3 separate regions of the Mus musculus genome follow, and all the other regions are linked to region 3. A link is a loop called in an ENCODE intact Hi-C map of the cell type or tissue named here. Cell type or tissue: heart. All regions are shown on one strand.

The links. Hi-C counts contacts between places; a loop is a spot of excess contacts. Peaks named below come from ENCODE experiments on the same cell type or tissue, not always from the same donor. Only the 100,000 strongest peaks of a DNase experiment are listed, where the experiment ranks them.
Region 1: it touches region 3 in a loop (2.8-fold over the local background); 20 of 42 quality-filtered maps call a loop at or near these places.
Region 2: a loop joins it to region 3, with 2.6 times the contacts of the local background. A loop is called at or near these places in 7 of 42 quality-filtered maps.

Annotation. Positions count from the first base shown.
Region 1 is chr7:35,756,153-35,764,152 of GRCm38, forward strand. No RefSeq gene overlaps it. Among named protein-coding and RNA genes, the nearest start is that of Dpy19l3, 5.7 kb to the left of the region's middle. In heart, CTCF peaks have their summits at 555 (motif pointing left), 1,142 (motif pointing right) and 3,639 (motif pointing right); no DNase peak of the experiment used is centred here; H3K27ac peaks cover 175 bases.
Region 2 is chr7:37,352,891-37,360,890 of GRCm38, forward strand. It overlaps a transcript of Zfp536 not described here. Among named protein-coding and RNA genes, the nearest start is that of Gm30483, 29 kb to the left of the region's middle. In heart, CTCF peaks have their summits at 4,977 (motif pointing left), 5,813 and 7,469 (motif pointing left); a DNase peak (open chromatin) is centred at 5,021; H3K4me3 peaks cover 361 bases; H3K27ac peaks cover 352 bases; H3K27me3 peaks cover 656 bases.
Region 3 is chr7:35,682,441-35,690,440 of GRCm38, forward strand. Dpy19l3 (dpy-19-like 3 (C. elegans)) reads right to left here. Exons shown (of 19, transcript NM_178704.3): 19 at 3,060-8,000. Among named protein-coding and RNA genes, the nearest start is that of Gm42379, 26 kb to the left of the region's middle. In heart, a CTCF peak has its summit at 4,485 (motif pointing right); DNase peaks (open chromatin) are centred at 4,481 and 4,961; H3K4me3 peaks cover 1,104 bases; H3K27ac peaks cover 1,548 bases.

The sequences.
Region 1 (8,000 bases), 74 kb after region 3:
CAGGTGTCCCTCGGGAATCACTCTGATGAATGAAGAAAGCAAGAGGAGGGGCTGGAGAGATGGCTCAGAGATTGAGTACTTGGTGCACCACAGTTAGGCTCCGACACCCATGTGAGTCAGTAGCTTCAGTTCCAGATGCTCCAACACCCTCTTCTGGCTCCCTGGGACCCCTCCGCCCCCCCCCCCCCACACACACACACAGACACAGACACACAAATAAAACTGGATCTTAAAGATGTAATTAGAATCATACTTAAAGTCACAGGACCCAGGTTCAGTTCCTAGCACCTACATGGTGGCTCACAACCATCTGTAACTCCCATTTCAGGAGATCTAATGCCATCTTCTGATCCCCAAGGGCGTCAAGCATGCACGGGGTATACAGACTTGCAGGCAAAACATTCATAAAAAAATATAAATAAGGGGGTGGTTGGAGAGATGTCTCAGCCGCGAAGAGCACTGGCTTCCCCTTCAGAGAACCTCCATTGGATTGCCAGTACCCACATTCTCAGTGAATCCTGTCCTCTGGGATCTGATGCCCTCTTCTGGCCTCAGTGGGCAATGCATCCATACAGTGCAGACGCAAAACATAGACATAAAAGACATTGTTAAACGTTTTTAAATAGAAGTAAGTCTTTTAAAAAGTATTAACTTGGGTGATAGCCATGGAGATGAAGAAAACGCAGCAGATCTGGGATATTTAGGTGCTCCGTGCAGCTGGAGTAGTGTGGGTGTCTGTACGGATTATGTAAGAAGAGGGAGGAAGCTCTGCGGGCTCCTAGGTTTCTGACTTGAGCAGTCAGGACCGTGGGACGCATCAAAAGAGAAAAATAAAAGCAGGCTTGAAGTGTTTAACAACTTATAGGGGAGTTGGGTTTTTTGTTTGTTTGTTTTGTTTTGTTAACATAGGCAGAGCTGGTTCTGCTCAGGAAAGCTGACCTAGAACTGCCTGATCAGCCACCGCAGGGCTGGCAGCTGGCTCTAGGCTAGTTGCTGCTCACAGGGCTCTCCCCACAGGCTGTTGGAGTAGCCTCAAGACATAACCTCTGAAACCTGGGGGTTTCCTAGGCGTCTGTGGTAGAGGGAGGGCAATGTAAAGGTGGGCTGATCACTTCATGGTGGAGACAGCAGGGGGCAGCCTTTCTCCCTTCTCACTTTCACAGGATTTGGGCTGGGGCTGGAAGCCCCAGTTCTGTATGACTGAATTGTGAGGCTAGGACACAGGGCAGTCCAGTGTCAGCCTTGGCTTCTGTTGGATTGCTCACTTAGGGGAGGATTTCAGGGTTATGTCTTGAGGCTACCCCAGCGGCCTGTGGAGCAGCCTCCAGTCAGCCACTTGCCAGTGAGCTACCCTGTTAGTAGATCGGGGAGCTCCTGGACAGCTTCGGCTGATAGCAGGATCCATCCTGGGCAGAACCACCTCTGCTTATCACTCTTATACATCGAAACTCTGAGACAGTAGATGGTTATTGTTGTGAGGGGACAGGTTTGGGAAGGGGGCTTTTATTATATATACAGTGATAGGTAATCAATGCAATACTGATCATCAATATGGACATGGCATGATGTATATTTCCTTTTATATATTCCCATTTAACTGGATATTAGGGTATATATTTATAGATATATAAGTAATTTTTATATAATATATAAAATTTAATGTATGATATATAATATAATATAATTATAGTATGTGATAATATATTATATATAGTTTATATATTATAATATACTACATTGTATTTATAATATATACTATGTATGTCATAATACAGACTATAAATAATATATAATATTGAAATATTTATATGAATGTTTTATCCACGTGTATGTCTGTGCACCTACTGATGCCCAGGAGACCAGGACAGGGTAAAGGACCCTCTGAAACTGGAGTTACAGATGGTTGTGAGTCACCATGTGGGTGCTAGGAATCAAACCCATGTCCTCTGCAGGAGCAGCAAGTGCCCTTAACCACTGAGCTCTTCTCCAGCCCCTGTCTTTTTGTTGCTTATTTTTGAGGCAGGTTCTCACTCTGTAGCCTGGGCTGGACTGAAATTGCCTATGTAGACCAGGTTAGCCTCCAAGAGCTAAGCTGCCTGCTTTTGACTTCTCATGCTTAGACTGATGGCATGTACAATAGTATGCCCAGTTTCTGGTTCTATGCAGTTTTAAGCAAATCTGTAGGAACATTCTTAGACATATACAATTCTTTAGGAAATGTGTCTAGAAATAGAGCTGAAAGAACTCATGTTCTCGTTTGTGATAAAAGTTGGCAAACGACATCGCAAAAGGATGAACAATTCCATTACTTTAATTTTTATTACCAGTTTGTATTACAGCTAGGATTTCTCTGTACCTTTGCCAACAGTGAACATATTTAATTAATCTTTGCCAATCTTAGAGGGAAGATAATATATCATTACCTTAGGTTTTTTTTTTTCAGGGGTGGGGGGATGGCCTGCTGGGGCTAGGACACAAGACTTTGCACATGCTGAGCAAATGCTTTACCATTCGTTATAGCCTCACTCCTTGGCTCTTTGTTTTTGCAGCAGGGCCGTGAACATGGTGTATAGCCCAGGCTAGCCTTAAACTCATCTTGTAGCCCAGGCTGACTGTGAAATCAAGATGATTCTCCCTCGTCCTTCTAAGCACTGGATTAGTGCACTGCACCACCATGCCTGCTGTATGTGTTCGTTAGGTAAAGGCAATGATAGCGGGGGTTTTTATTTGTCTCTACTCTGGTTGTTCTTTTTATACGCTTTGTCCTGCACAGGTATTTAATGTCTTGTGAAGCGACCCTCTGTTCGCTGTGAGTGTATACTTACTATTTGTCATGGCCACCACAGGCAGCTGCTTCTCATTACTGTGTGATCGGTTGGCTGTCTTCTGCTCTGTGCGATCTCCCAGGTTTATAGGATCAAGTCTGTCGTCCCCAGAGCTCACAGTGTTTCTGAGCTCTTTCATTGTGAGATCAGATTTCTTGAGTACTTTATTCTAGTATCTTGAACTGCAGATATTTTATATAGGTTTTTCAAGACAGGGTTTCTCCATGTAGCCCAGGCAAGCCTAGAACTTGCTCTTTAGACCAGGCTGGCCTCAAACTCAAAGATCTGCCTGCCTCTGCTTCCCAGTGCTGACCTTAAAGGCGTGTGCCACCACCACCTAGCTTCAGAATCTTCTTAATATGGAATAAGAAAGACTTAGATAATATTTTTCTAATTGTTCAATTATTTCATGGCCCTTACTTGAATGTTTAAAATTACTTATACTACATAATAAATTCTCATGGACTTACAGCCAGCTTGTGAACCATTATATTTAAATTACTTTTTACAAATTATTACTTTTAAAAATATATAATTTATTTTTATTTTATGTGCATTGATGTTGCCTGCATGTATGTCAGTGTGAGGGTGTCATATCCCCTGGAACTGGAGTTACAGACAAATGTGAGCTGATATGTAGGTCCTGGGAATTGAACCTGGGTCCTCTGGAAGAGCAGCCAGTGCTCTTAATGACCTAGCCATCTCTCCAGATCCTTTGAATTATTTTTATATTTTGAATTATGTTCTCTTTTTAAAAAGAGTTTATTTTGTGTTTGTATTCCAGCCAGAGTGCATGCAGTGCCCAGGGATGCCAGAAGAGGGCGATAGATTTCCCCCTGGAACTGAAGTTAAAGGCAAATTGTGAGCTGCAGTGTGGTTGCTCAAACCAAACTGGGTCCTCTTCAGGAAGATCAGGTGCTCTTAACCACGAAGCCCCTGTTTAAATTATTTTTTCAAAGAACCAAGGTGCATGCCTATAATCCCATATCCTTGGAGGCTAAGGCAGAAGGCTAGGTAGAGGGCTGAAGCCTCGAGAGCTCTGTGATCAGGAGCAAATGCTGCTCTGGTCCCCAGCACCCACAGCGGCTGCTCACAGCTACCTAGAGCTCCAGTGTGAGGGCGGGCACTGGGGACCTTTGGGCACCTGCATTCACATGCCCCTCCTTCACACATATCATTTGAAGAGTATTTTTAGGTGAAAACAAAGATAAAACAAACAAACAACAAGGGCTGGAGACACCATGAAGTGGCAGAGTGCCTGCTTACGCACATAAGGCCAAGGGTGTGGTTCCCTGCACCAGCAACCGATGTACCAGCAAACAGAGCCAGTGCATAAGTCAGCAGGCCTAAAACGACTGTCTCTTTGTAGAATGCTTTTCTCAGGTTTGAGACAGCAATGGACATTATCCTACTTCTAGGCATGAAAAAATAATTCAGCCACTCTGTCTATTGTCTTGAGAAATGTGAAACAATTCATGATCATTGACATTACAGTGGACACATAGATATGTGTGGGAAAAAGGAGACCTTCACAATACAGCATCTGCGACAGAAGCGGATACAGTCTGGCCCAGGGCTGTTGAGACTGTTCAGAAGTTAAGTGTTTCATATCTGAACCTATTTCTAGTTAGGGTGTGGCTCAGCCCTTAACATATGCCTTTAATCCTTCTGGCTGGAATACAGACATGCCATTAGTACACACCATTAATCTTACACAATGAAGGTCAATTTAGTTTGTAGAAGGAAGCATCCATGTTTGAAAGTGATGTCTAATTGAGGGGCAGACAAAGTGACAAACCAGAGAAAGATTTTACAGAATAGGATCTGCCCAACTCTCAGGAGAAGAGAGAGGAAAGGGAAGTTACTTAAGGGAGAGACAGACAGACAGCACAGGAAAAGGGAGTACAGTGCGGGAATACAGGAGAGTCCACGGAGAGCAGTGCAGTGGAGGTGAGAGGGGGGAGGAGGAGGAGGAGGAGGAGGAGGAGGAGGAGGAGGAGGAGGAGGCGGAGGAGGAGGAGGCAGCTTTACTGGGAATTGTACAAAGACAGATTGAAGAGAGAGCAAGCTAGATACAGGTAAAGATAGAATGAGAAGGAGCCAGAAGACAGACGAGAAAAGACTGCTAGAGTTAGAGGCTGAGCAGAGGCAATTCAGAAGCTGAGAGAGAAGCCAGATTGAGTCAGTCAGCTGGGAGAGGAGTTTGAACAGAACAGCTGAGTTGAACCCGCCAGGTAGAGTTCAGAAAAAAGTAGAGAGAGTGAGCTTATTCAGCAGCAAGTCTCAGAGATGGAAACATTCTAGGCCTAGATTAAATTGTACAGAGGCTAGAAGCTTCCAGGACCAAGTTAGCAGACAGGCAGACAGCCATGGGAATGGCCATTACTACAAGAGAATAGAAAACTACTTTTACAGCTCAGAGCATTTGGTCTTGCAGAGGACCTGGGCTCACTGTCCTTTTAGAGCTTCCCCTCCCTGTGCTGGGATTTCAGGTGTGCCACCATACTGGTTCTCAATGTCTTCATAACATAGCAGTGGTCCCCAGTTTTTGGTCAGGATTATTATTTCTCTATCCCCTCTTTCTATAAATATATAAGTATGTTCATATATAAATATGACTAAAGTCAGGACAAATGGAATTCCTAATATTTTCTGCTAGGGTTCTTTCATACATTCCTTGTGTATGGCTCTAAGTCAGGAACCACAGAGGTAGATCTGTTTTTGGCATTCTTCTCAGCCTGGTTCAGCTCACTTAAGTCGTTTGTGATTTTTGTAGTTCTGAGAACGAACTCCAGCCCTTATGCACAGCTGACAAGCACTCAACCACTCAGCCACACCCCCAGCCCCAACGGGGGGGGGTGGGGGGTGGTGGTGGTGGTGGTGGTGGTGGTGGTGGAGAGATTCTAGGCAGGGGCTCTACCACAGAGCCACGCCCCCAGCCCCTCCCTGGGGGATTCTAGGCAGGGGCTCTACCACAGAGCCACGCCCCCAACCTCTCACTGGAGGATTCTGGGCAGGGGCTCTACCACAGAGCCACGCCCCCAACCCCTCACTGGAGGATTCTAGGCAGGGGCTCTACCATAGAGCCACGCCCCAGCCTCCAGGCTAGGTGGAAGGTGGGATTCTAGGCAGCTGCTCTATCACTGAGCAATGCTCTCAGCTCTAATACATATTTATAAAGGAAGCTGTACATGTTTGTGTGCTTTGTTAATGCTCACAGATCATTGCACCGTTGCATGGGAACTAACAATGTCTCCTTTCCAGCCTTTAAGCATCTGCTGATATGCCCCCCTTTCTGTGAGGGTCTGCAAACAAAGCATTTTGAAATATTGTTAATATTTTTCTCTTCCTCTGTAAACTCTGTGCTATCCAGATTTGAAATGGTTTAAAACCAGTGAGTGACAGAGTGGATTGGCATAGGCAGGCATGCCATTAGGTGAGTGCAACCGGTCAGAGTTAAGTTCACAGAGCTTTGAAGCCTCGGTATTTTTTTTTTCCCCTTCACACCTGCTATTCTTCATACCTCGACTTCTCTGTGCTCTTTTTTTTTTTTTTTTAATCTCCATGGTTACCTTCTACATTTCTTTTCATTTTCAGGGCTGGGATCAGTGTTGTGTGTTTCTGAATGAGGGAGGAGAATAATCCAGCTCTCCAGTGACAGCAGAGGATGGTGCTTGATCGCATTCGCTTTCCAAGTGGGATGAGTCCCACTTGTGCCCGCTTCTCATGGAATAATCAGTGGCCTTGGCTGCTCCTTCCAGCTTGCCTCTCTGGACTGCTGTAATGCCACTTCCTGGGCAATGGAGAGCTCCGTCGTGGTATCTGAGACGGAGAAGCAAAGCCCCCCTGGTGACAGATACCTAGGCAATACTGTATGGCCTCAGATTATTTTTTGGGTTCTCTTATAGGAATAAGTAGAACTTTGTGCTGAAATGGATGTGCTTCTAGAACTCTCAATCCAGATATTTTGTCATCCCAATTTCGTGCTGAGCTAGGTTTTCTCTAAGGCTCCTCAAGTATTCTCCTAGCTCCATCTTGAGAACCCTGGATGGAGATGAGACAGTCTGAGGGTGGCTCTCCCCTCCTCTTCCTCCTGGACTCCTCCTTCTCCTTCATTACTCTTGCTTATTGTGTGTATGTGTACGCGTGGAAGTCAGAGGATAACCTGTGGGGTCAGTTCTCACCTTCCACCACGTGGGGTCCTGGCTTGGTAGCAAGTGAACTAACCACTGAGCCATCTCCAGGCCAGAGGCAGAGCCTCTAAGTTGAATCCAGAGCTCGCAGGTCCAGCTAGCTTGCCCCGTGGGTGCAGTCTCAGGCTTCTGAGCCCTGTGATCGCAGGCAGGCCACTGTGCCCACCTGGTATTTGTGTGGATTATGAAGATCCTAACAACGGACTTTATGCTTGCTGCTTGCAGGGCAAGGCCTTAGCTAAGAGTTGCCTCTCATGCTCACCTGACTGATGACGTGTGCTCTGGCCACTTGTGCATCTTTATGGAGAAATGTCTGTTGGAGCCCTTTGCCCATTTTTGGAAGACAGGATAATGAAAAAGCCCTTTGGTGCTGGTATGCCACCATGTGCCAGCAGCCATATCTCACTACCACAGCTTTCCCACACATCTCGTAAAGCTACAAGAGAGGCTGGGGGGAATCAAGTCTAGCTGGGTACTTACACGCTCAGCTAAAAATCAGACCCACTTTGGAGGCTGGAGAGATGGCTCAGTGCTCCTTCTTTTAGAAGATGCAGACCGGGTTCCCAGCTCCCACATCCTGACTTACAGCCATCTGTAACTCCAGTTCCCAGGGTTCTGATGCCCTCTTCTGGCCTCCATAGATAGTGCATACACACAGCGTACAGACATACATACAGGAAGATCCTCAAGCGCATATACACACATGCACACGTATGCACATGTGTGCTTGCACACACACGCACACGCACAATCCTACCCTGAGGGATCAATAGCCACCATGTTTTCGTTACACACTAGTAAAAGATGTCAGGTACTGTGTTTGCTTTTACTCTTGTCTAGGTGTTACCATGGTATTTTAGGATTTAGGGAAGGAAGGATTTATTCAGCCCATGAATGCTTGGGTTGGCCAGAGCATCATGCCAGCAGCAGTGAGCACAGGCTGGTTTCTTTCCTTTTTTTTTTTTTTTTTTTAAGACAGGGT
Region 2 (8,000 bases), 1.7 Mb after region 3:
GAGGATTCAAGGGGAATCTGGGTAAAGATGATGTTTTGGGTAACTGGTCTACCATGGTTGGCTTTGCTGAATTACACTGTAAAGCTTTCTCCTCATCCAAGCAATCTGTCCTTTTAAAGAAGTCAGTGACTGGACCTGAGTTCCATAACAGGTGTTTTCTAAATGATCTTTTTTTTTTTTTTTTTTTTTTTTTTTTTTTTTTTTTAATGTAGTAGTGACAGAAGCCAGGTCCTCTGCATGCTAGCAAGCACTGTAGGGCTAAACACTGCTCTCAGCCCCTCACTGGGGGAATTCTAGGCAGGGGCTCTACCACTGAGCCACACCCCCAGCCTCTCACTGGGGGATTCTAGGCAGGGGCTCTACCACTGAGCCACACCCCCAGCCTCTCACTGGGGGATTCTAGGCAGGCTCTACTACTGAGCCACACCCCCAGTCCCTCACTGGGGGATTCTAGGCAGGGGCTCTACCACTGAGCCACACCCCCAGCCCCTCACTGGGAGATTCTAGGCAGGGGCTCTACCACTGAGCCACACCCCCAGCCTCTCACTGGGGGATTCTAGGCAGGGGCTCTACCACTGAGCCACACCCCCAGCCTCTCACTGGGGGATTCTAGGCAGGCTCTACCACTGAGCCACACCCCCAGTCCCTCACTGGGGGATTCTAGGCAGGGGCTCTACCACTGAGCCACACCCCCAGCCCCTCACTGGGAGATTCTAGGCAGGGGCTCTACCACTGAGCCACACCCCCAGCCTCTCACTGGGGGATTCTAGGCAGGGGCTCTACCACTGAGCCACACCCCCAGTCCCTCACTGGAGGATTCTAGGCAGGGGCTCTACCACTGAGCCACGCCCCCAGCATCTCACTGGGGGATTCTAAGCAAGTGTTATGCCTCTAAGTCATACTCCACTCCAGTTCTTTAAAGGACTTATGTACTGCTTCTACCTGAGTGAATTTATATGCATCCCATCAGTGCAGGAACATGCTCAGGGATCTCTTGGATCCCCTGGAACTGGAGTTACAGATGGCGGTGAGCGGTAGAGAACCTGGGTTCTGTGCATGAGTAGTGAGTGCGAGTGCTCCCATCTGCTGCACTGAGCCATCTCTCCAGCCCCAGTGCTAATCTTATGTTAAGACAGGATCCCCACTCACCTGGAATCCTCTTACCCTCATACCCCTGAACTCACAATCTTCCTGCCTCCTGCGTAGCTAGGATTCCAGACCTGTGTCACCAGACACACACAGTTCAGCATCCCTCACCCCCCGAAGTCTGACCTCAAGGTCTGCCATCTTTCCAGTCCTCAGATTACATCGCCTGGATCAAGAATTCAAGACAGACCAAACGGCTCGGAAATGCCAGGAAACAGGGAAGTCAGCCTCAGGCACATGCTACCTTTGTCCCAGAAAAATGAGGCAAAAGGCAACAGAGAGAAACTTGAACTAGAAAGAGCACCCTCCAGAGTGCCAGCTCTGCCTGCCTTCATGCCCGTCGTCTCCTGAGGCTTTCCCACACAGCTTCAGAATCCCACTTGGGGCCTGTGGGATGGGTGGGTGCATCTTAGTACTTGGGTTGGCCAGCCCAAGAGCAAATCTGTTTGACAGCATACACGGCAGAGCCACGTCACTGCTGCCACACCTGACCCACATCCTGTGGAAGTGTCTAATGGCACCAAAGTCAAAATGGCTTAAGCACATCCTTAGAGGTGGACGAAAGTACTCCAAGGCCAGTGTGCTCTGTCCTATTGATGGTATAAGACTTAAAGCTACAAAAGATAAGGCTGGATAGGGAAGTGGCCCTGTGAGGCTTTCTGTGTGCCTCTGGGGGAACCCTGCACACAAACAGCTCATACCACCTTGTGGCACCTTGGTGTCTCAGAAGAGGGCTTTCCTGAGATCTGAGCAACATAGCAGAGAAGATGCACCACAGAGCCTATCCATAATCTGCCCAAAATGTTGAGTGTCTTAGGGATAGCTGGGGGAGCATCTCTGAGTGGGAGCCTTGTCTTGTCTTCCTGGGTCTCCTTCCTAAATAAATACCAAAGGCCTCTCTCCTGAGGACCGCTGAAGCTCAGCTGACTCCACCCTTGGCCACAAAGGCAGGCACGGAGTCAGTGAGGGGATGCGTTAGTGGAGCCTGATTTCTTATATAGCTGCTTGCCTAGGGATTGTACCACCCACAGTGTGCTGTGCCCTCCCACTTCAACCATCAATCCAAAAAAAAAAAAAGAAAAAAAAGTCCCACCAGCCAGTATGATGGAAAAATTCTTCAGCCGAAGTTCCTGCTTACCGGGTGACAAAGATAGTATCAAGTTGAATAAACTAACCAGCATACGTGGAGGGTGGAGGCCAGGCAGAATTGCACACAGACAGTATCTCCCACCTGCTCCTATAGCATCCGACCGGGGCTTGTGGGACAGCCACACCCAGATGCAGTACTAGCCTCACCCACCTACCTGTAAGTCTATAAGACACAAAGGGCATCCAGCTTTACCTTGTGCCCCTGCCCCCATCCAGTCTCCTGTCCCAGCCTCCCACCTCCAGGCTCTTCCCGATAAATAATCTAAAGCTCCTAATCTCCGAAACACAGTCTCCGCCCTCTTGGAGATGCTGCGTGACCCCTCGCATCATTTCTACCCCCAAAGTTAATTTGTGTGATGAATGGAACTTGCCTGGACCCATCAATCTGACTCTCTACAGGATTCAACGAGGCGCTATTGACAGCTGATGGAATCCAAGTGCAGGGATGGAGAGGGTCCGCGCATCTGTCCATCTGAATGTGGAATGTGTATTGATTAAAATATGATGCTCTACAGGATCCTACATAAATCTAAACTCTATTAGATTAACAGGGGTGTTCAATTAACATAAAATGACAGCGTAGGAGAAAGGGCTGCGTGTCGGTCATCGCTAATATTTTAGCCGTAAACACAGACAACCTGCAACTGGGATTCCGGTTTGCATGTGTGTGGGTCGTGGCCAGGCGGGCTGAGCACTCTAGAGCTGCCCTTAGCTTCTGGCTCTGGCTGGTTCCTTGGTTGTGTCCCCGTGATGTTAGGGGTGTATTCTAACCATTGTTAAAACTGGGCAAGAGTCCTTACAGTGAAGGGGTCACATGCATCCTCTATCAGTCACAGGCCAGGAGCCCCAGGTTCTGAGAGGAAAGCCTGAGTCAGCCGGAAGTGGCAAAGAGGACACTCAGCGTAAATTCTGGACCCCTGAGCGCAACATCTGAAGTGGAGGCCCTCCCATTCTGCACTGCCTCTATGAATCGTTCTCACACGTGCGCAACGCTTCTAGGGGTCTCTGGTTAAGGGTGTCGTCTAGGCAGGGGTATCCTGGATAATAGGGTCTAGGGAGGCTCCTAAAACTCCGGGCTACTGAGAAGGGGCGGGGCTGCAGAAGCCCTCCTTCCATCTTGGTCTCCTTGCTTCACATGGATCCTCCAGTCAGGGCTCCAAAATGCGCCTGCCCCTCCCTTCTCTGAGGTCACAGAGCTAACCCGGGGCAGGGATTTAACTACTGAGTTCATTTTATAGAGCAGAGGGCTTCTCCCCGGCCTTCAGCTTCTGCTCGCCCACATTCTCCTGGTGCTAAGATGGCGGCCTCAGTACCAGTGACGAGCTGTCTGGGGTCTTTCTTTCTTGTAGATACGACTCTGCTTCCTGAATGGAAATTAAAATGCCCTGTTCTGAAGAAAGAGTGCCAGGAATCCAATGGGCCAGATTGATACTTAAAACTCGCGAGCATCTATGCATGTGTTCACCAGTTACTATGACAACCCCATGAGTCTTCATATACATATTAACTGCTGGGTACCAACTTGGGACACAACTACCCCCACGGGCTGTGGCTTGCACCTTTTAAGTCACGATCTCAGGCATGTCCCCTGCAGACCCCAATAGTGGTGCTTATAGAAGAAAGGGGATTTGTGAGTTCTGACCTACGGGACTTTCTGTGTGGGAAGTGAACTTAGTTTGAATAAAACATTCTTGTAAGGTATTATAGTTAGAATATGATCTCTTGCCCACAGGCTCATGATTTGAATGCTCAAATGGTGGTGCTGTTTGGGGAGGTTCTGGGAACCTAGGAAAAGTGGGACCTGGGTTGAGGAAATACGCCCTTGAGGATATACAGACCCTGGTGGCTTCCCACCCGCCCTGGTTATGAAGTGAGCTATTTCCAACAACCTTTGCCAGCCATGTGGACTGGCTCTGGGAACCAGGAGCCGAAATAAACTCTCCCACAATAATGTCGTTTCCAGGAGACATTCTGTCATGACTATGAAGAAAATAGCCATTTACTGACCAGAAGCAACTAGAAGAAAGTGTATTTGTGCTCCAGGGTCCAGAGGGATGTGGGTCCATCCTGACAGGGGCAGCCACTGGTAGCTGAAGCTGCGAGCTCACATCTTCAATGGGAATGACTTTTAACAACTCAGAGCCTACTCCCGGTGACACACTTTCCCCAGCAGGATCACACCTCCTAAACCTCACCAAGCAGCAACTGGAGAGCAAGTGTTCAAATGCCCGAGACTCTGCGGGAGGCTCTCAGTCAAGCGACCATATTGAGGAATGCAAGAGATAGAATCTTGTGGCTGAAGGTTTGTGTGGCCCCACTGAGGGAGAGAAATTGCGGAAGCATCCTTTAAATCTCCCCCCACCCCGCCTCCCGCAATGAACTCCCTGGTAGACTATGGTCTGGCGCTTCTCAGTACTGGGACCCTTCCAGATTTACCCGATCTTTGCATAGAGCAGACACTCAACAAATGCACCTAGACGCAATTTAGTGCATGAGTCAAGTGACTTAATTCTTTGTCAGAGTAACCACGCCTTGATGGTGTGGTCGTTTTCACGAGACCCCTGTGATGGCTAGGCTGGACAGGCATGGTTTGCATAGGTCTTCTTCAAACAGCCCTTTCCCAGAGCGACCTCCTTCAGCGCTCTTCCTGCTCTTTCTGTGGACATCGAGTGCCCTCTTGTGGCCATATTCGGAATCGCAGTTCTATGCTGCTTGCCCTGAGAAAGGGAGGGATTCACCATGGCTGAAGACTTGTCTGGGTCTAAGGCCTACCTTTTCTGCAGCCTGCCCGATCTGCTTTTACCAGGGTTGGATTTCAAGGCTGGGTCCCCAGGGAAGTTGGCTACAGACCAGCAGCTGCCTGAAGGGAGCATCCGGGACGGGGCGCGGGGGGGGGGGGGGGGGCGGGAACAGAGGGAACGAAACAGTCTCCATGGGGCCCTTGGTACACATCTGTACAATACAGCCCGCCAGACGTCTGCTGGTGGCCCGGGCAAGAGAGGAATACATATGAGCAGTCCTGACTAGGTAAGGAAGGGAGAGATGCCCAAGCAGGCAAGCGCATCTCCTCACTGAGAGACAGGTTAAGCCCTGTCCCCAGGAAGAACTCGCTAGGCCTTGAGAAGGTTCTGGGTGGGAATTAGCAGACAGAAACCACCTTGGGATTTCTGCTATGGGTGGGAGGGCTCACATAAAGTCCACCCTGCCTGGGCTGGCCCAGAAGCCAGACCCTAGCGTGTCTAGTAATGGCATAAAGATTCCTGGAACCCTTGCTCAGAGTGGGCAGAGGTGTGCAAGCTGGGGAGGTGACATAAGAATCCTCTGCCCAGCTCCTTGCAGGAAAAGGCAAAGAGGGTCCCTGGCCACCAAGCTGCTTCTTCAGGGTGGCCAGGACGTTGGTATGGTCTGCAAAAACGGGACCTTCTTTCTAGGTTTTCTGAGCAACATAGCTAGTTATATGTGGAGCCAGACCCCACTGTGTATCTGCAACCCTGAAGCACCTCCTGCTCTTTGTCTCCCCCTATGCTATATCGGGGATCACTGCAGCTCTTTGAGAACAACTATAAGCCACATCTGAACCCCACTTGAAAGCGCTAGTAGCCCTGAGCCCAGGGTGGACCCCACAACCCCCACACATGGAAAAGTAGCTTTAGCTTGGCTGGGGCCAGTGATGAGTCACTTTTGTTGAAGGAGACTCTAGACTCAGACTGAATGAGGAACACAGAAGATAAAATACCACCCCCACACACCCTGAGAAGGGGCAAGGCCAGGAACCACCCAACCTAAGCTCTTAGAAGATCCTGTTCTAATGTCAGTGTGTTTTCTAGAGAGAAAAGTGACCAGCTTCATTACTGTGAACTAAGAAGATTAATTTTTTTAAAAAAAATAATGTCTCCAAAGGAAACCAGTAGCTTGGGATGGGGGGGGGGGCAGTTAACATCTCTAGAAAGCACCACAACCCTTTCATAGGTAAGCTCTGCAATATGGCTAGAAATGATGGGGCCAATTTCAAATCTGCCAATGCAGTTAACCAGCTGTGCAACTTTTGATAAGTGTCTTAACCTCTCTGAGCATGTGAAATGAGGCTAGTGATAAGTCATACCTTACAAGGCTTAGGTTTAAATTGCAATTGCAGCTCTGAGCACATTGAGCCTTGCTGAGCCACACTTGCTCAGCAGTTACTGTTATAGCAAATAGGTTAGCAAATTGCTTTTGTGTTGGTGTGTGTGTGTGTGGGGGAGAGCCCATATCCAACATGGTTTTAGACAGCCTTTGTCAGTTGCTTCAATCAACCCTGCTACGGGGCTTGGGCAGGGCTCTGTTGTCATATCCTCCTCCACTATGCCTGTTCCTGGTGAGGACAGCGTTCCCTGGGGGACACAACTAGAAACGCAAGAGTCAGGCCTTCCAATGTGCTATTGGGCAAGTGGTAGCTGCCAGTGGGTGTCCCTGTGAACTGCAGCATGGAGAAGCAACCAGTGCCGGGGAGCCTGGAATCCACCAGTAAATAGCTGTTGCTATGGCATTGGAAGATACTGACGAGGTTAGCATCTGGGAGAACAGGAGACACCATTGTGGCTCCGAGCCCGAGAGCTGTGTGGCACAGGGTGTGAACATTCAGCTCATCTCACGGAGGCTCAGCAGGCTCAAGTCCTGGGGCTCACATCTTCTGGCTTCTCAGGGAGATGAGCTGGTGTGTTCTGAAATATGTCCCAGGTTTTTAACTGGGAGCAAATCTCTCCCCTAAAAAAATTAAAAGATGTGTCCCTGCCTTGATTCCGAGACAGAGGTTGCTAGACCAGTGATGTCTCCAGCTTCCCTCTCACCTTACTTGTGGGACTATATGGACCCAAGGCTGTTGCTGGAACATTCTAGGTTCAGAAGGCCTAGAGCAGTGGTTCTCAACCTTCCTAATGCTGTGACCCTTTAACACAGTTCCTCATGTTGTGGTGACCCCTAGCCATAAAATTGTTCCGTTGCTTCTTGGTAACTGCAATTTTGCTGCTGTTATGAATTTTAATGTAAATATCTGTGTTTTCAGATAGTCTCTGGGAGATGGAGACCCACGGGTTGAGAACTGCTGCCCTGGAGTTTCCAGTGAGCAGGGGAAAAAAAAAAAAAAACCCAAAAAACATGGATTTCACTGCTGTGCAGATGCTGCCATCTACTGGTGGCACCATGTAAGTGCAGCTGGCTTTGACAGCATTCCCCAGGATAAAAAGCCATTGGGGGGTGAAGGTGGGAGGTGGGATGGGAGGGAATGGACATATGCAGCCCAGCGAGTCTGGGATATGAGCATAAACTCAGTCATAGAAGCCTGAGACACCAGAGAAGAAGCTAAGGTAGACGCTGAGGGCAGGGGAAGGGGTTCACACCTACAGCTAGGAGGGTCACCTGGGAGAAGAGTGAGCCGAGTGAGCAAATGCATATACGCACATCTAAAGCGTGTGTTCAGACAGGCACCATGTGTTCCTGGCCAACGATGTCTCCCGCCCCTCAGCTTCTTCACCTCAGACTAGTAGGTCGCAAAGTCCTTGTTGCTAATGGGGATCACGGGGTGCTTGTAGGGAGAACTTTGTGAGCAGGGGTGGCATAAAATCTTACTTGGTCCTTGGGCCCTGGTGTGAGGGACCGTTGCTCCAGATCGCTTTGAAACACTGGGCTCAGTGTCATCCCTTTCTGGGGACAAGCCACCTAGGCTGAAT
Region 3 (8,000 bases):
CTGGTGGGATTCAAGGTGTGTGCCACCACAACCAACAGTCTTTGAATCTTGTGGTCTCTTAGTCTCACACTTATCGACACAGCAGCTTTAGAAAATCTTGATGCAGCATCCAAGGATGTACGCTCTGAAGAGCGAGGTCAGCATCACTAACTGGCTCAAGAAACCTGCCTTTCCTCCATGCTTTTGTTAACACTGGGGAAACATCCACCCACCTCAGTGTGGCATCTGTGGCCTTACCACCCTGTCTCTTTCCTGCCTCCTTATTCACAAGTCACTGGTACCAAACTCTTTCTTGTTCTGGGGGTTGATGATATCCGGCCCATCATCCCGGAAACTTCTTCCCTCATCTTGTCACTTGGTGGGTTTCAATTGTCACCTCAAATGTTTCCTGAAGCACCATCTCAGATGCAGAATCAGCTGGTCCCACAGCACTTCTGCTCTTTTAAGCATCTGGCTTTCCTACCGCTATTCTTACACAGTGTCCGACTCACTGCTATGATGCTAAGCTCAGCGAGAATACGGAATGTATTTGCACTGTTCACTGATGAGAACCCTAAACCTACTGGGCACAAACCTATCAGTTGAGCTGATACACACCTGGGGTCCTAGCACCTAGGAGGGTAAGGATGAAAGGTCATGAGTTCCAGACCAATGTGGGCTACGCAGAGACCCTGTGTCCAAAAAAACGGGGCAAAACAAAATGCTCTGGAAAAAAGAAAGAAGGAAGAGAAAGACCCATGGATGAATTTAATCAACTGGAACATCAGATTAAATGTTATCTGAAGGTCTGATAGTTTACATGTGCTCAAAATCTGTAAGGATTGGGCTAGGTTTTCTGTAACAGACTGAGTCCCCAAGCTGGTACTCTTCCTTAAAGGGCATGGTAATTGATTTTTAATATTTACAGTTCCTGGGATGGAATTGAGGGCACAAACAACCAGGGCAAGTGTTCTACCACTGCGATACACCCCAGCCCCTCACTGGGGGATTCTAGGCAGGGGCTCTACCACTGAGCCACGCCCCCAGCCCCACACTGGGGGCTTCTAGGCAGGGGCTCTACTGCTGAGCCACACCCCCAGGCCCTCACTGGGGACTGCTCACAAAGCAGACTACCATACACAGGGCTTCCCCAAAATGGGTGCACTGACCATTACCCCCAGTTCCCAAAATAATACCCTAGCCATGGAGGGAGGCCCAGTGTGAGATCAGGTGTTGGAAAAGGCGCACATCACTGAGCTCTAAATGAGCACAGCTTATGTAAATAATCTTAGTAGCAATAATAAGGGAGATAATTGTTCACAGGTGTCATTTCCTGGGAAAAAAAATCCACCTTTTCTACTGAGAGAAAATGCTAATAGTTTCATTCAATTTATGAGTCTTAATTAGCACACTTCTGTTCTAATTATTGTGCGGGGCCTGAAATCACTTTCCTGCACCCCTTCCCTCTCCCACACAGCCACACTCAATCAGCCACTTCTCTTCCTTTATGAATATGCACTTCTGGGCATGTGCACACATCTGCGCATGTCAATCACCCAGCACGAGTGAGGGCGGTCTGAAAGAAAGCTGTCAGTCTTGTCTCTATCAATGGCCTGTTCCCAGTTTTTTTTTCTCTTCCCCTTTCTCTTCTTGTACTTTAACACACAGACATAAATGTGTCTTGACTTTATTTTTAAGTTGTATTTATTTTTATTTTATATGTCTGTGCTTCACTTCTGTGCCTGGTGCCTTCAGAGAGGCTGTCGGATGCCTGGACCCCTGTGCGGGCGCGTGTGCTTGACTTAATGCGTGCTGTGACGGGGCTGCAAGCGTCCCAGCAGTCTCCTCCCATCTTGCTGTAGGAGTCCTGGGATTATAGACGCACACCAGTGCTCATGCCCTTTCTAGATTTGTGACTGTGTATCTGTGTGCATATATGCACTCCAACCCAGGTGTCCTCAGAGTCTAGAAGAGGAAGTTGGAGTGGTTGTGAGTTGCCTTATGGGTGCTGGAAATTAAGTTTGGGTCCTCTGTTGAGAACAGCCAGTGCTCTTAACCACTGAGCTGTCTCCCAGCCCCTGCATCTGGCCTTTTAGATGGGTTCTAGGGAATCAAAGCTGTGTCTTCATGCTCGTCTGGTAGTATTTTTACACACTGAGCCATCACATTGGCCACCATTTATATATATATATATATATACACACATATATATGTATATATATATATACACACACATATACATATACACACACACACTCCACACACTCACACACACACACTCCACACACTCACACATGCACGCACACATTCCACATACACACACACATTCCACACACACACACACTCCACACACTCACACATACATGCACACATTCCACACACTCACACACATATTACACACACACACACTCCACACACACATACACACATACTCCACACACTCACACACACACTCCACACACTCACACACACATACACACTCACACACACACACTCCACACACACACACACTCACACACACACATACACACTCACACACACTCACACACACACACACACACTCCACACACTCACACACACACTCCACACACTCACACACACACACAGTTAAGAGCTCTGGCTGTTTTTCCTGAGGAGCAGGGTTTGCTTCCCATCACCCACATGAATGCTCAATTCCAGGGGATCTGATCCCACTTCTACGGGCAACCACAGAGTATAAAAACACACATGTAGGCACAACCCCCTTACACATAAAATACATCTTTAAGAATGTTTTTATACAACTAGGTATGGTGCTACAGTCCCGTAGTCGCAGGTTTTGGAAGGCTGAAGCAGAAGAATCCCAAGTTTGAGGATAGCTTGGGCTACAAAGCCAGATATGGGGGAGGGGAGGGAGGAGAGGAGGGGAGGGGAGAGGACAGAGAGAGGGGAAGCAGACTGACGGATGGAGGGACGCAGGGAGAGGGAGGGGGAGAGAAAGAGAGCGAGCGCGAGAGAGCATGCGTAACAGAACAGGACTTATTAGCAGAGATCTCTACCTCCTCCAATTTGACCTTCAAAGCAACAGAGGACACCACAGATTATTGAAAAGAGCTTTATCTAGTATATAATCTCCACCTAATTCAGTACAACAAATTATAAATGCTCTTTGTAAGGTTTTCCCCAACAGATGCCACAAACAGGCAATGCCCCTACCTGATAACAGACCAGCTCTCTACCTCTCTGAGCCACCTGCCCAGCTTCCAGCTTAGATGTTAGAGGTGGGATGGGCACATAGATACTTGTATGAAGGAATTTAAGCTCACTCATCTTCATTTTAATCCCTCCAGTACCTAATAATTTTTCTGATCAAATTTTTATTTAAAAGTAAAGGACTTCCTTTTATTTTTCATTATTTGTCTGTATACGACGAAGGCATTGGGTGGGTCCCTTGGAGCCAGAGCTATAGGCAGTTGTGAGCTGACAGACGTGGGTGCTGAGACCCAAGCTATACAAGTGATATACACACTGAACCATCTCTGCAGACATGATCAAGTTAAATTTAAAAGCAATTTTGATGAGCAACCCACCTTGTAAAGCATTTGATTTCAATTTCTGCATAATTATCTCTTTTTCTGTCTGTCTGCTGAAGTGCTAGGAACACCAGGCAAACATTATACTCTCAAGCCACACCCTTGGCCCTTTTGTGGTTGGGGCTCTAAACTCACAATCAGCAGCAGAAGGTGCACCCAGACATCTGAGGTGGGCTACCACTGACTGGAGCTCGGTATCAGGAGTGGAAACACAAGGCAGTGGCCGGCCACCTGCGGGACTGCAGCAGGCGGCTCCCAAGAGGGCTGGAGACTCGAGGCTCCGTGGACTCAGAAGTGGAGTTAATTAAGAGCACTTCTGTTGTACTTGGAGGTTCTTCTGGGAACTCAGAAGCAGAGCCTCGAGCTTGTTCTATCCAGAGTCACAGCTGAACACTATTACCAACAGTCCCCAGGGCCCGCACTGCAGAAAGTGAGGGCTACAGGCACTGGCTCCTGCTTGCACAGTGTGGGGGCTGTGGCCAAGGGTGGATCTGTTTTCCTCCTGTGTGTTCAAAGACAAGGTCATAAGCTAGACTCCTCACCACAGCTAAAACGATCAAATGTTATTTGCTGAAAGATCTGGTTCCCGAGAGCGTCGGGAGCCATTTGTCTGCTTCTGGGAAAGTCGGCCTGCCAGGCAGAGTCAGGGCAGGTCGGCGTCTGCTGGCAGGTTTCCTGGCCTGGGAAGAGGGGCTGAACGTTCTGTTAAATTTATAGAAAGGAGCAGGGAGGCTTCCTGATGGGAACAAACCTAGCATATGACCTTGTTTCCCACCGCGCTGTAAAGCATAAAAAGACCAAGAACCGTAAACTCAAGTCTGACGTGGTAGTGATCTGCAGCCTTCCCAATTCTAACTCCTGTCTCTGAGTCTTCTTTCCGGCTTTCCCAGGATCATCCTCACTCCCTCCTCAGAGGACTGTTCCACTTCCCACCGGCAGGTGGCGCTCAAACAGGGACGCTCTGAGAGTTTGGGGATCAAGTGGTGGACACCCCAGAAAAAGCAAGTGCTCAGAAAAGGCGAATGTGCGGTGAGACTCTCTCAGGAGCAAAGACAGGATGGAGTAGATAAGGGCGCTCAGGAAAAGTAAAGGAACTCGAAAAAAGTGAAAACACAAGAAAAAAGAAACAAAAATGGGAAATGGAAACGGCCCTATGCTTTCTATACAAATGCTTAAGAAACTGCTCCACACTCGTGGGGCTAAAGAAGGGCAACGGCAACCACCTGACTTCTTAGCTTTTGTGGGGGGGGGGTTGTCCTTGGTTTCCTGAGGAAGGTACAGTAAATCTAGCTGTGGCTCCGTGTATCAGGTTATTTTGGGTTTGTACTAGAATCCACGTGTAAGACACTAAGGGACCATGCCCTCATTTGGTTCTGATTGGTAAATAAAGTTTCCGGCAGCCAATGGCTGGGCAGGATAGACAGAGGCGGGACCTTTAGGATTCCCGGGTGAGGGACTGAGGGAAAGGAAGGAGATCCGCAATGGCAGGAGAGGTGGGGGAGGGAAGCTGCCGTGCCTGAGAGGGTGCAGGGCAGAGAGCATAGCGGCCATCGGGGAGAGCGGCCCTATGAGGGTTGCCTTACAGCAGCAAAGATGGAATATAGGATTTAGTAAGAAATAACTTGGGAATATCAGAGGGAGGTGGATGAGCCATGTGGAGCTTAGGAAGTGGCCTAGTCATTGATCTGTTTTAGGCATTACCAAAACATAAAGGCTGTGCCTGTCTTTCATTTGGGAACCCAGAACATTTGGGGCAGGCATTGAGGAGGCACCGCCGCTGGGATCAAAAATGGGTTACAGGGAAGCAGCACCCATCCAGGATGCTCTGGCAAAGCCAAGGTGCCTGCTCTTGCAGTCTGGCCTCTGAATACTGAAGCAGTGTCTGAGCCACCATGCCCGGAGGAGGAGACGATGATAACGACTGAGCAGCTGGAAGAGGAAGCGGCTAAATATCATAGGGAGGAGAATTCTTTGCCACTTATTGCCTCTGAAGAACTCAAGATTCCTTTCAAGGACAAGTTAGTTACAGAGAAAATCCAACAGCTGCAAAATGCTTTTACTTTGCTGTCTGTGCAAGTGCAGAAATTACAGGCTTGCCAAGCTCAAGGGGAAATCTTGGGACCATCAGAGTGGATTCCTAAGCTGAGAGCCAGTAAAACCCCATGTGTCGAAGCTGGACTGGACCCTCCTTCTGAGGTGGAGTTGCAGCACTGGTGAGAAAGCCATCTGACCCTGAAAGAGGCTACCAGAAGAAGAGCTGATGTCCAGAGATTTCAGTCTATATTATCAGTTATAGAACAAGGTAATGGAGTCAGAGTTTATCAGCCTCTTCCGTTTAAACAGTTAAAGGAATTAAAAACTGCTTGTGCACAGTATGGGCACAGTCCCATTTACGCAGGCTACGCGTAAATGGTCCACCGAGGCCCTCCCTCCTGGGGATTGGTAACAACTGGCAAGGGTGTGCTTGTTTGCCGGAGTAGATTTTTTATTATGGAAATCAGAATTTGCTGAGCAGTGTCAAAACACTGCTGAGATCAATCAAGCACAGCCGATAGGTTTCAGATGCTAGCAGGAGAGGGGCGGGGTCAGGAGACTGCTCAGCAGTTACAGTTTGATGCAGCTGTTTATGCACAGGTTAATGTTGCAGCAGAGAAAGTCTGGGATACGCTACCTTCTACAGGGAGGCAGACTGAGGATTTATGTAAAGTTAGGCAGGGTCTAGAGGAGTAGTTTCAAGACTTTGTGGCCAGGTTGCTGCAGACAGTAAGCAGAGCTATGGGGAATACTGAAGCAGTATTTTATAAGATGGATAGAGTCTAATTATTTTAATCAACTATTTAAATAATTTTTTAAATATATAATTTATTTTTAAAGAAAAAAATTTGCTCTAACAATGTCCTGTACATATCACAGTGTCTCGGGGAGAGCGCCTGTGGGGAAGACTGGTTTTTGGCACTTCTCATCGTGGTTTGGCAGCAATGGTGCGGTGGAGACGGAGCACTAACTAGCATGGATGTTACCACAGTAAGGATGTGCATCCAAGTTTAAGTCCACGGCTCTTGGATCACAAGACACCAAACACCAAGTGATTAGATGAATGCACGCAGGAATGTTTAACATAAATGCAAACTCACCCACAAAGTAACCATCACCGGGCCCCAGTGCTCTGTGCCATCCCTGTGCTTGCTTTCCCTTAAGGGTAAGGCACTGGCCCAGAACGCTCCACCAGTGCGGGCAGCCGCAGCAGGCACTACAGCCTCATTAAGCCTTTAGCACTGGTGAACATGTTTCCTTGTGTTGTTAGCCCAAACTGCAGTGGTCTCCCACCCTATTTAGGGGTCCAGAGGAGGCAGGATTCCAAAGTTCTAAGGGCTTAATTTAATAACCTAGCTGTCGATGTCTTATTTGAGTGAGTTTTACATAAAACCCCCACACCCGATGAGACACTGGAACACAGTTTTGGATGCTACTTAAGCAGCAACCACACTGCGGCGCGGCCCGGCGGGGCTCTCCGGCCGGTGTGCTCGTGGGGATTTATTACACTAACGCGCGGGGAGAAAACATTTAAATCACTTCCAAATGGCAAGAGCGGGAGGGAAAAGTTAATTTCATTAGCTCTCTTGATTTAATTAAGTGGACAATGTGCCTGTATCAGCAGCTTTTACATGCCCCCACCATTAGAAATGAATTATAAAAGCAATTATCAAAAACTCCGAGCAGGTACACCACCTCTCTCTGCTGCGTGGTGGCACTTGGTCACCTTGTAGGGAGGGACACGATGTCTCCAGGGCTGAGAAGGAAGACTGGAGGCCAGAAGTCAAAGAGCATGAAATGCCACATAGAACTCTAGGAGTCATGGAACAGCATCTAAAACAGCCTCAGACTTTGCAAGTTTCTAGGCTCTGAAAAAATATAAAGGTTAAAAACACAAAAAGTTTACCAAGTTTTGCAAACCCAGTTAATTGAAATGAGTAAGAAGTGAAGCAAAACTATTTTACTTGCAGGAGAGATTAAAAAGCATGAAGGGATTCCCCTCAAAGACTTCTATTATAAGCCCTGACACACTTTGCTTTCTTGAGACAGGGTCTCTTTACATAGCCCTGGCTGGCCCAGAACTCACTATATAGACCAGGCTGGCCTCGACCTCGCAGAGATTCACCTGCCCCTGCCTTCAAGTGCTGGGATTAAAAGAGTGTGTCACCATGCCGGCCCAGTAGCACCCTGACTGCTGTGCCCAGAATCAAAACAAACACACACTCTAAATGTGTGTGACATCTTAGAGCATGAATGGAATATTTAAGGTTCAAAGACCTAAAATAATTTGTTTCTTCACACATGTGAAAGCATGGTAAACTGGAAATGTTATAAAATTTTAACAAGACAGGACAATAAACTGTTAAAAAGCCACCAAGCGGTCTCGGTGAAGAAATGTCAGTGACTGAACTGTGC